Linked DNA regions of Homo sapiens: region 1 is linked to region 2. The links are chromatin loops, found by intact Hi-C in ENCODE. Cell type or tissue: PC-3. All regions are shown on one strand. Each heading gives the region's core, and the rest is flanking DNA. Links, peaks and the distances in the headings are about the cores only.

Evidence for each region. Hi-C counts contacts between places; a loop is a spot of excess contacts. Peaks named below come from ENCODE experiments on the same cell type or tissue, not always from the same donor. Only the 100,000 strongest peaks of a DNase experiment are listed, where the experiment ranks them.
Region 1: it touches region 2 in a loop (6-fold over the local background); 1 of 110 quality-filtered maps calls a loop at or near these places.

Annotation. Positions count from the first base shown.
Region 1 is chr2:226,866,219-226,871,598 of GRCh38, forward strand. RHBDD1 (rhomboid domain containing 1) reads left to right here. Exons shown (of 9, transcript NM_001167608.3): 5 at 968-1,100. Among named protein-coding and RNA genes, the nearest start is that of RHBDD1, 33 kb to the left of the region's middle. In PC-3, for the core only: no CTCF peak of the experiment used is centred there; no DNase peak of the experiment used is centred there.
Region 2 is chr2:226,975,344-226,980,723 of GRCh38, forward strand. The region is part of intron 8 of RHBDD1 (rhomboid domain containing 1); the gene reads left to right. It also overlaps a transcript of COL4A4 not described here. Among named protein-coding and RNA genes, the nearest start is that of RHBDD1, 140 kb to the left of the region's middle. In PC-3, for the core only: no CTCF peak of the experiment used is centred there; a DNase peak (open chromatin) is centred at 2,658; H3K27ac peaks cover 598 bases.

The sequences.
Region 1 (5,380 bases), core at 169-5,168, 110 kb before region 2:
GCACCACCATGCCCAGCTAATTTTTGTATTTTTAGTACAGATGGGGTTTCACCATGCTGGCCAGGATGGTCTCTATCTCTTGACCTTGTGATTCACCCACCTTGGCCTCCCAAAGTGCTGGGATTACAGGCGTGAGCCACTGTGCCCGGCCTTGATTTTATTTTACTTTTTTTATTTGTAGTTTTTTTTCTGACCACCTGCTGACTGTTGAGGGATTGTCTTGATTTTATAGATGAGGAAGCCAAGACCCAGAGAAGTGAGGTTACTAGCACAAGGTTACCCAGCTCGGAAGCGATGGAGCTGGGACTTGAGCCCAGTCTACAGATTAGCTGTGTGATGCATTGTCTCTCACTTTCTTCCTCACTAGTTCCTTTTTACAGATATTTCATGGGACCAAAATTGCCAGCAGGATTTAAATTAGGCGTTCTAAATATTAGAATGTGAAGGGGAGGAGAGAGGTAGTCCTGAAACAAGGAAATCTAATCCTTCCTTCTGCTTTTCCTGACATCCTTCCCCTTTCCTTCCAAGATGTATCCTTATGCATCTAATTGTGGGAGAAGAAAGAATATATGCCCTGTCTTCAACATGTTTTTCCATAGAGGTTAGAAAAATACATATTACTGGTATTTTTATTGAGTTAAAATTTATATAGCATAACTATTTTGTAGTGCACAGTTCACTGGCGTTTAATACTAATAATAGTATTTTATTCACATGGTAGGTATTATGTATTTAGTAGCATACTGAACACCAATATGAACTTCTATATTTAGAAACATCAAAGGAGTGACTGCCTTTAACGTTGTCTTTTTACCAAATGCAAGGTTGTAAGGAATAGGGTATGTTTTAAAGCACAAAGTTGGATGTAATCGAATAATCATTTTCACTTTTAATTAACTTTCTTTGTAAATGTTGATACTCCTACTTTTGGATTGTTGATATTTGCATGTTCTTCATTCTCTTTTAGGAGTTTTGTTTGCTTTGAAAGTTCTTAACAACCATTATTGCCCTGGAGGCTTTGTCAACATTTTGGGCTTTCCTGTACCGAACAGATTTGCTTGTTGGGTCGAACTTGTGGCTATTCATTTATTCTCACCAGGGTAAGTGTTTTCTTTTGGGGAATACAGTTGAAGGACCTGATGTTCTGTGGAGAAAAAAATTGCAATAATAATGAGGTAACCAATTGTTTTTCACAGTGAGGTTTATTCTTTATCTATTAGGACAGAATCAAGCTTAATAGTTTTAATGTCAGATATTTCTGGGTTTGAATCTTTTCAACTATTAAGCTGTATAATTTTGGGTCACTTGTCTTAACTGAGTTGCAGATTCCTCATTTTTTTTAAGTAGGAGAACCTGCTATACTGATCTGAGGATCAATATTAACCAGCCAATCAGCTGGTTAATTCTGAAAGCAAGATTCCAAAGAAGCACATAGAAACCACGTAACTATAAAGATTAAAAAGCTATAAGGTATGTTGATCTAATGCTTTTTATTATTATTATTATTCTTTTTTTTTTGAGATGGAGTCTCGCTCTGTTACCCAGGTTGGAGTGCAGTGGCGTGATCTCAGCTCACTGCAACCTCCACCCCCTGGGTTCAAGCAATTCTCCTGCCTCAGCCTCCCAAGTAGCTGGGATTACAGGCGTGTGCCACCACACCTGGCTAATTTTTATATTTTTAGTAGAGTTGGGGTTTCACCATGTTGGCCAGGATGGTCTCGATCTCTTGACCTTGTGATCTGCCGGCCTTGGCCTCCCAAAGTGCTGGGATTACAGGCATGAGCCACCGCACCCGGCCGATCTAATGCTTTTAAGCCATTTTAGCTGTCAATTGTCTTGGTAGTAGAACTTTTTAAACAAAAGGCTTTACTTAACACTCAAAATGTGAAATGGATCAGCTCTGAAGTCTTTTGGGTTGAGAAGTGGAATGGGGCCCCTTTCACCTTACTCCCATGTTGCTGTGGCTTCCTCAGAGGAGGCACCTCCACAAAACCCTAGAGCTCCAGGAAGTACAGTTTCAGAACTGCTGATTTAGATGAATTTTTTCCCTTACAGAGAAGGACTTGGAAATTCGGAAGGTTAAGAGACTTATCAACAAACAGTTTGTGGTAGACACCAGCCTTGTGAGGATTCAGGCCCCCTGACTCCTGTCTGGGGCTCCTGCCCATTCATGCTGCACTTTCTTCCTTTGGTTCTTTTCTCTGCTTTTTGTTTAGAAAAAGGAAGATAAGTTGTGTTATTTTTTCCACCTCTTCCACCAGCTTCACTTTCCTTAATCTGTCTTGTGCAACTGGAAATGCATAATGTTTGTTTTTACTGTGGGACTGGACGTTGGCAAAGGGTGAGATTCAGGAAGGTTCAGAAAGAAGGAAGATTTCTATTTGCTACTGTTCTTTACAGACAGTTTTTATTTTGGTTTTGATTTGTGTGACTGTGCTGGGTGTCTTACCTTATTTGAGAGTATTCTCATGGGGCTGTGTGTCAGCCCGGTAACTCCAGGTCCTTCTTTAATGCTAATTTCCCATCACGGGCAGCCACTGGCAGCTGGCCCATAAATGACAGTGACGTGGCCCCTGAGTACCACTCATTTACAATTGTATTGCTACTTTTGACAGTTCCACGAAGAAAGCCTAACAAAATCTTCAAAGTTTTCTTTGAGAAAGCATCCGGTAATGTCTGTCCCTTATCTGAACAGCCCTCTCTATACCTTGTCACTCACTGCTCCCCTGACTTGCTTGATGTGACTTGGTTCTCTGTGTCAATGATAGGCTCTTGTATGTGACTGGCAACACCCACATTCATATGAAAATCACTCCCTCTGCTATTTGAACTTTCATCCTGTGATGAATCCATTGAATAACAGTGCGTTTAATATTCTTATGCAACTATTTCTGAAGTGCTTTTTATGCATTTCATTTTTTAGGGTTCCCCCCAACTTACATGGAAAAGGGATGGTTGCATTTCTGTGTCATATGCATATTCTTTGTGGAGGCACCGGTAATTCTGAGCTTGGGAAGTAAATGAAATTTCCTGTCTTTGAACTTAAAGTCTTTTGATTTTTAAGATTTGACTGCTTTGAATGATAAACTTCTAATATACAAGCATCTACTTACACATGTATCCAAATAAAGACTACGCTAAACACTGGCCCAGGAAACCTAAGCAGTGAATGCTTCTTTGAGATGGATCTCGGAAGAATGGCTGAAACTAGAGCTCTCTTTGCAATGCATTGTTATTTGCTTGATGGTTGTCAATTAGAATTTTCATTGGGAAAACACTGTAAATCTTTAGAACAAAGCTTGCTTTATTGCAGGACTGTATGGGCTGCCCTTCGGGAGGAAAAAAAATCTGCCAAAGCAAACATTTGGTGGACCTCTGTGTTTTATGAAAGCCACGGAATTAGTAATTTCCCCCAGTTACAGAGTTTTATGAAGGAAAGCCACCCCAAATAGGCATCGTGAGGAGTATGAGGCATGTGGACTTGATGCCAGAGTGAAGCAATCTCCCTCATTCACGTGGTGCTTTTGCTTCTCACAGTGTCTGTGTGTACTTACTTCAGAGGTTGCTCTGCTTCACATCCGGCTTTCCATTTTCCTTCGTGTCCTGAGACCCTGATAGGTGATAGTGTCTGAAGGGGTGTCCCAGGAGGGAGATGTGCAGGCCACCTCTGGTGCCTCCTTCCTAGACCAGGCTTCTGTCCCTTCCCACCTCCTACCCCCACCAAGATTCTGTTGATGGGAGGAAGGGGGATATGTTGCCTGGTTTTACCTTCTAGCGAGATTATGAACCTCTGTGTGTTCTCGTCTGAGCCTTAGGCTATCTAGACAGAAAACCAAAGTGGAGAATCATGAACATCACCCAGAGTAAGACAGCCACTCAGCGACTATACTAGAGGAGAGCGGTTGAATGTGACAGGGCCGGGCTCACATACTGGCCGTGGGACCTCGGGCAAGGTACACAGCCTCTCTGAGCCTCATTTTCCTCACCTGTGTAATGGGCTATTACTTACCTTCTCTGTTTGATAAGTCAGTTTTAAGGTGTCATATGCGAATGAGCTCTTTGTAAACAATAGGAAGTACTCAACCCTTTTATTATGAAATAAATCACTGGATGTGTACACTGTTCCTAAATAGAATCATACCTAATTTCTTTTGCTTTCTAAAATTAATAAATCAGCTGTTATTTAATTTTGTTTGTTTGACTTCCACTCCCTACTTCCCTTTGCTCCTACTTGACTTTTTTCGTCCTGAATGACAGCAGTCTAAAAATGCCCATAAGCCACTCTTAAACACTAAATAAGCAAGCCTTGGCTGCATTTGGACCCTGGGGTATTACAGTTGACCCCTGAACAACTTGGGGGTTAGGGATGCTGCGCCCCCATGTAGTTGAAAATTCATATATAATTTTTGACACCCCAAAGACTTAACTATCAATAGCCTACTATTGACTGAAAGCCTTACTAATAACATACACAGTCAGGTAACACACATTGTGCATGTTATATGTATCATATACTGTATTGTTACAGTAAGCTAGAGAAAATAAAATGTTATTAAGATCATCATAAAGAAGAGAAAATGTATGCACTATTTGTTAAGTGGAAGTGGATCATTATAAAGGTCTTTATCCTCATCATCTTCACATTGAGGAGGAGGAGGAGGAGAATAGGGGGAGGAGTTGGTCTTATTGTCTCATGGGTAGCAGAGGTGGAAGAAGATCCTCATGTAAGTGGACCTGCATAGTTCAAACCCATGTTGTTCAAGGATCCACTGTATTTGGTAAAATATGACAGCTGAAAGCATTACCCCCTAGGCTTTGGATACTGCTTCATTGCTAATATTTGACAAGAATAAAATTACTTTGACCCAACTAAAAATTATTTGGCTAGATTGATCAAATGAGAGAAAAAATATATTTTTTACTTGTTTCAATTTTTTATTATACAGATTTTCAATTATTTTTCAATTTAAATTTTATTTTCAATTTATTTTTCCACTTGTTTCAATTTTCTGTTTTCAAAAATATTTATAAATTTATAAATTTTCAAACATAAAGAAATGTTGATGCACCATTTGACAGTAAGTTGTAAACATAATAACTTCACCCCTAAAAACTTCAGCAGGCATCTGTTAAACAGAAAAATATAATTTTACAAAACCACATTACTGTTGTCATGCAAAAGAAAATTAACAGTAATTCCTTAATGTTGTTTAGTAATTGGTTCATGTTCAGATTCTCCTAGTGTTCAAAATGTCTTTAATAACTGTTGTGGCCAAAGGAGAACCAGGATCCAAAATTCATATATTGCCTTTGATTATTGTATTTATTTATTCTTGTATTCTAAGACGGTCTTCCCACCTTTTTACTTTTCCATGAAGTT
Region 2 (5,380 bases), core at 78-5,077:
ACTTATACAATTTTATTTGTCAATTAGACCTCAATAAAGCTGGAGGTGAGGGAGGCCCGAACTCAATGACAGTTTGCTTTCCTCAGAATGGCCATGGGGTGAGGGAGGGCCCCACTCCTAGAGGGAGCAACTTCTTGATTTTCCTCATTCTTATTTCCCCCTCGGGCCACCCAGAAGCCAGGCCAGTCCTACTCAGATGATAGAAAACCTTATTAGCCCTCCTAATGAAATGGGCAGTTTGGTACAGAAGAGGGGAATCTGCTTGGATTTAAAGATGGCGTCAAACTATTGTCCAATGCAGGGAAATACATTTATTTCTACATGCAGAAGGAACTCATTAAAATCTGTTAGGCTTGGAATTTTCGACAATGATTTGTACATAAACTCCTTAAGTATTGCCTTGTGTACTGACATATTAAAAGTTATGATGATGCTTAGGAACTACAGATTATTTAGAAAATGTTTGAAAAGAGATAATACACAAAAGCAAGATTTCATTGTCACCAATAGATAGCAGGCAAGATTACCTTGTCCCTCTGAGGGTTCTGATTGAGTGCATTTGGCTGCAGGAGTAATGTAAGTGGCCCCAGGGTTGTTGTGTTCTGTATCTAGATCTGGGGAACAGTCACACTCATGGTTCCAGTTGAAAATAGGTCTCCTGCCCCCATTAGCATAGCAGGGCCTGTCTGGTCACAAGTCCTGGCTGTTTGGTTTGGAGACTATGTGCAGTATGGATTGGAGCAGAGGTACAAAGCCCCAAGTTTTTGGTACTAGGGACACTTGGAAGGTGTGAGAGCACAGCCTGCTCTTCCCTCAAGGCCAGCCCAAACTTAGCAGCCAAGCAGGGCTTCTGGGGCAGTCCAGGTGTGGAGCTCTTGTCCATTGTCACTTAAGTCCTCTGTCACCTTGTCTGTGTCCTCTGGTCATACTAGATCTTGGATATGCCCACCCCCCTGGAGACACCACTAGACAAAGAGAAATGAGGATGTCTAGTCAGTGACTTCCCAAGTCCAAGTCGAGACGTCTGCTTCAGCTGCTTTGACATGCAGCAACATCAAAGGAGCAGTACCCCAATATAGTAACAATTTGTTGTAAATTATCAAAATGTGTGAGCTTTACCCACGCCTCCTTACCTGGAAACCCTCCCCTGCCTTTTCCTCTTCTTTGACTATCCCATCTTCACTGTGTAGGAGACTCACCACCGTATACTGATGAAGAATGCACACAGTTCCGTGTGGTGCTGCTGCTACCTTAAGCTCATCTAGAACACTTAGAGGAAGAGAAGAGACCCCAGTCCAACTTCACACATCAGGCTATTGTCTCATTTTGAGAGGAGGAGAGAAGGGAGGGTTAGGAGTACCTTAACGGGGCCTGGGTGTGGCTTCTAAGTGCTGCAGGCACAAGGTACTATGACTTGGGCCTATCGGGTAGGTGTCTGGAGTGAGGCCTCTTGGCCCTGGGTCACAAGGGCAGTGATAAATTTCAGTGACCACAATACTGCTCTGATATTTTTCCCCACTTGGTGGCATTTTATATATAAAACTGAGGCTTCATTTATTTTGACCCCCTCCTCCCATTGAAAGAGCCATTATCTATTTCTTAGAGGCCCCAAACAAACAGGGTGGATGGCAGAGGCCTCTTGTCTGGCACAAGACTCGGGTTCCTGGTTTACCCTTCAGGCTGGGATAAGGCTGGCCTCACAAGTGAGACTCAGAAACAAGCCACTGCTCTCATGAATGCCTGTCTTCATGGAAAAAGGGATCTTTTTGGTCATTTGTTTCTGTGCCTTTGTTCTGGAAATGAGGAACTTGAGGCCCAGAGAAGTCAAGGAGCATCATTGGATGTCTCGCGTCTCTGGTTTCCCAGTTCAGTTTGTGTCTCCCCTTCGGCAAGCTCCCCCTCCCTTTAGTTTTGCATTTAACACAGTCTTGCCTTCATGACTGCCGCCTCCTTTTTTTCTGTAAACACAAATATGAAGTGTATTTGCTTTGCTTTTCAGCCTTGTCTGCCCCACTGAGTGTCCGAAATAGCCGGCTGGAATTCATGAGAATGTTACGTCTTCAGATGTTTATAATCCAAAAGAATCCCTTATGGTTTTTAATAATAAAACAACTTAGATGTCGGTATTTTGTGTTGGAAAGGCGAGCAAAGTTCACAATGCAGCAATTACAATGCAGTGCATTATGTATAATTTGTAGCCTGCCCCAGGAGCAATGGTGAACCGTGAAACACCATCCTGGCCCTGTAGCATAATTAGCAGGATCAAACGCTGCACAGGGAGAAGCATAATAGTTGTCATCCGAGGTAAATAAAAGTAAGGAAAAGTTCTGATACACCCCAAATTATATAAAGAGCAGCCCCTATATCAGGCTGCAAATATGTCAAGAGTCTTCATTGCTAATTGAAGAAATCTTTTGAGGTTTAGCAGCTCATAAATTCACACTGGGAATTGGCCTATTGTTCTAAGTCTTGTCTTTGGAATGTAACAGTTGTACTTTTATATTGAGTTCCTCCAATAGTACCATTGTAAACATGAAGAGTTTGCATTTTAACGTAAATTTGAACAATGTGGTTTTAAAAGAGTTCACCACATCAAAAAGAGGCTGTTTGGGCATGTTTTATGCATTCTTTTCTCTATAGTATTTAAAGCTATAAATGACTCATAGAAGTATGTTCCATTTAGATCTGTCATGTTGGTGTAGTGTCCTCACTGGAGCTTGTACTGCCCTTATTTTTTTCTACTGTGAGATAATTATCTGAAAACAGGTCTAGGCCTTTTGCCAAGTCACTTGCCCTTAATCTGTCTTCAGATCCATAGAAACAATTCTAGAACGCTGTTACACTTGGACTAAACAGCAACACATTTTGTGCCTTTTCATGATCATCTTTTTTTTAAAATTCAAATATTCAATTTGTACTCTTTTTTCTCCATGTACCAATTACAACCCTTCCTATAGCCTGCTAGCCCCCCATTAAAAATCTCTAATTTTTTGCCAAGCCACTAGTTGGAGTAGAGAAAGGTTGGATGGTAAAGGGAAACATGTGTGTACTGGTGTCCAAAGCAAACTGGCGGAATATGAAGAGTGCTGGGCTTGGATCTGACCCCTGGACATATGGACCATACCGTTTTCTGGTGTGAGACCTCAAGAAACTGCCCACCTACGTCGAGCCTCAGTCTTTACATCTGTATAATGAAGGCAATATTTAGCACTCTACACCTCCTTCCATTCCTGCATTTGTTCATTTATTTGTTCATCCCCAGGCATAGAATGTGGACATAAACCCTCACTGTCCTTGCCCCCATGGAGCTCACAACGCAGTGAGAATGCACGCTGTCAAAATGATTAGATTCACGAGTAATCACTAACCATGGCATCATGTGCTGTGAAGGGAGGGGATCCTGTGAGAGCTTCAGGCAAAGGACCCTCACTGGGGGTGATCAGAGGACACAGTCACTTCCCTGGAGAAGTTGTGTTTGAGCCAAGAGCTAGAGGACATGAAGCAAGGAGAGATGTTTGTTTTTGAAAAGCTCTCCCAGCTACTGTGTGGAGAATGGCTGGTAGGAAGACAGGAGCGAGTGTGGGGAAATGGTTTAGGGTTGTGTTAGAGTTCTTCAGAGGGACAGAAACCAATAGGATGTAGGTATGTATAAAAAAGAGTTTATTATGGAGAATCAGCTAAGTGATTACAAGCAAAGTCCTATGATAGGCCATCTGCGGGCTGGGGAAAGAAAGAAGCTATTCGTGTGGCTCATTCCCAGTCCAAAAGCCTCAAAACAAAGGAAACCTGCAGCGCAGCCGTCAGTCTGAGGCCCAAGGCCCAAGAGCCCCCAAGAGGCCACTGCTGAAAGTCCCAGTGTCCAAGAGCTGAAGAAACTGCAGTCTCATTGTTGTAGGACTTTCTCCTCAGTTCAGCTAAAAACTAGGTTCTTGTCACACAACCAGGAAAGATAAGGCTTATGGACACATAGAAGGGTGAGAAAAGCAGAATTTATTGGGTGAAAAAAGGAAAAAACTCAGCAAAGCAAGATGGTTCCTGTTAACAGGCCCCCATCTCACCAATTGAATCCCAGGTCACCACCCAGGAACAGGAGGGGCCAGGCTCCTCCCCCCTGCAAATGGCTGGAACTTCCCGAGACCCCACCCCATCCTCCCATTGCACAGGTCAGTTGGAGATTCTCTAGGAGCCCGTTTTACTTGGCTGGCTCATCATATTCAAAGGCAGGAGGAGAGGAAGCAAGCATCCCGCACAGGAGGAGAGAGGAAGAGCAAGAAGACTCAGCAGGCTGGGTACCCTTCTACCGTCTGCCCTGTTCTAGCCATACTGGCAATCCACTGGATGGTGCCCACCCACATTGGGGCGCATCTTCCTCTCTCAGTCGCCTGACTTGAATGTCGGTCAGTCTCTGGCAACTTTCAGAAACACCCAGGAGCACTGCTTCACCAGCCATCTAGTCATCCCTCAAGCCAGTCTAGTTCACACCTACATTAACCATCACAGCGGTTTAGGCACTGGTCTAGGCCCATGATACAGGTGACTCAAACATAGTTGGTGACAGGACAGATAGAGAACAATGGACAAATTTGGGAATGTTCAGGTTAAAATGACAGGTTTTGATGGATTGAATTTGGGGACAGGACGAGTGGAAGAGGAAGGTGTCAAGGAAGACTCTAGGGTCTGGGCTTGTGTGACTAACCAGAGGGATAGTGGGGGCATTTCTGAGAAGGGCAGCCTGGAAAGGGGGTCATTAGTGTAACAGTCAGCACCACTTACCTTTCATTGCTTTGACCCAGGTGCTCATATCCTTTAATTCATTTGGTCCTCAGAACACACCCATGAGCTAGATTTTACAGATAAGAAAATTGAGGATCAGTGAATAAAGTAGCTTATCCTAGGACACAAAATAAGAGGCAAAGCCAGTATTCAACCTCAGCTCTTTCTGATTCAGAACCCATGCCCTACTCTCGTTCCCCACCAGAGCGAGGTAGCAGAAGGGCAGCTTTGTAAGACACCGGTATCCACTCCAGATTTGGTAAGCAAGGTTCTAAGCAGAATGAAATGCCTGGAAGAGAAAACGGGAGATTTGGGGTGTGGTTCTGTGCCTCTTAGCTCTTAGGAAAACCATTTACCTTCTCTGAACTTCCATTTCCCATCTCTGACATGAGCAAGTCAGATCTACCATCCTGAAGACACCCCTCGTGTTCTGGAAATGCATGATATTTATGATGTCATCCTGGATGCATCTCATACACAGTCTCCCATCCACACTTAATTAAATCTGTAGGGTTCCTTATGGTCTTAAAACCATATAGTCCTTTCTCTGCTAGCTTTTTATCTGGCCAAAGCACATATTTAGATACTTCCAATGAAGTTCAGAGAG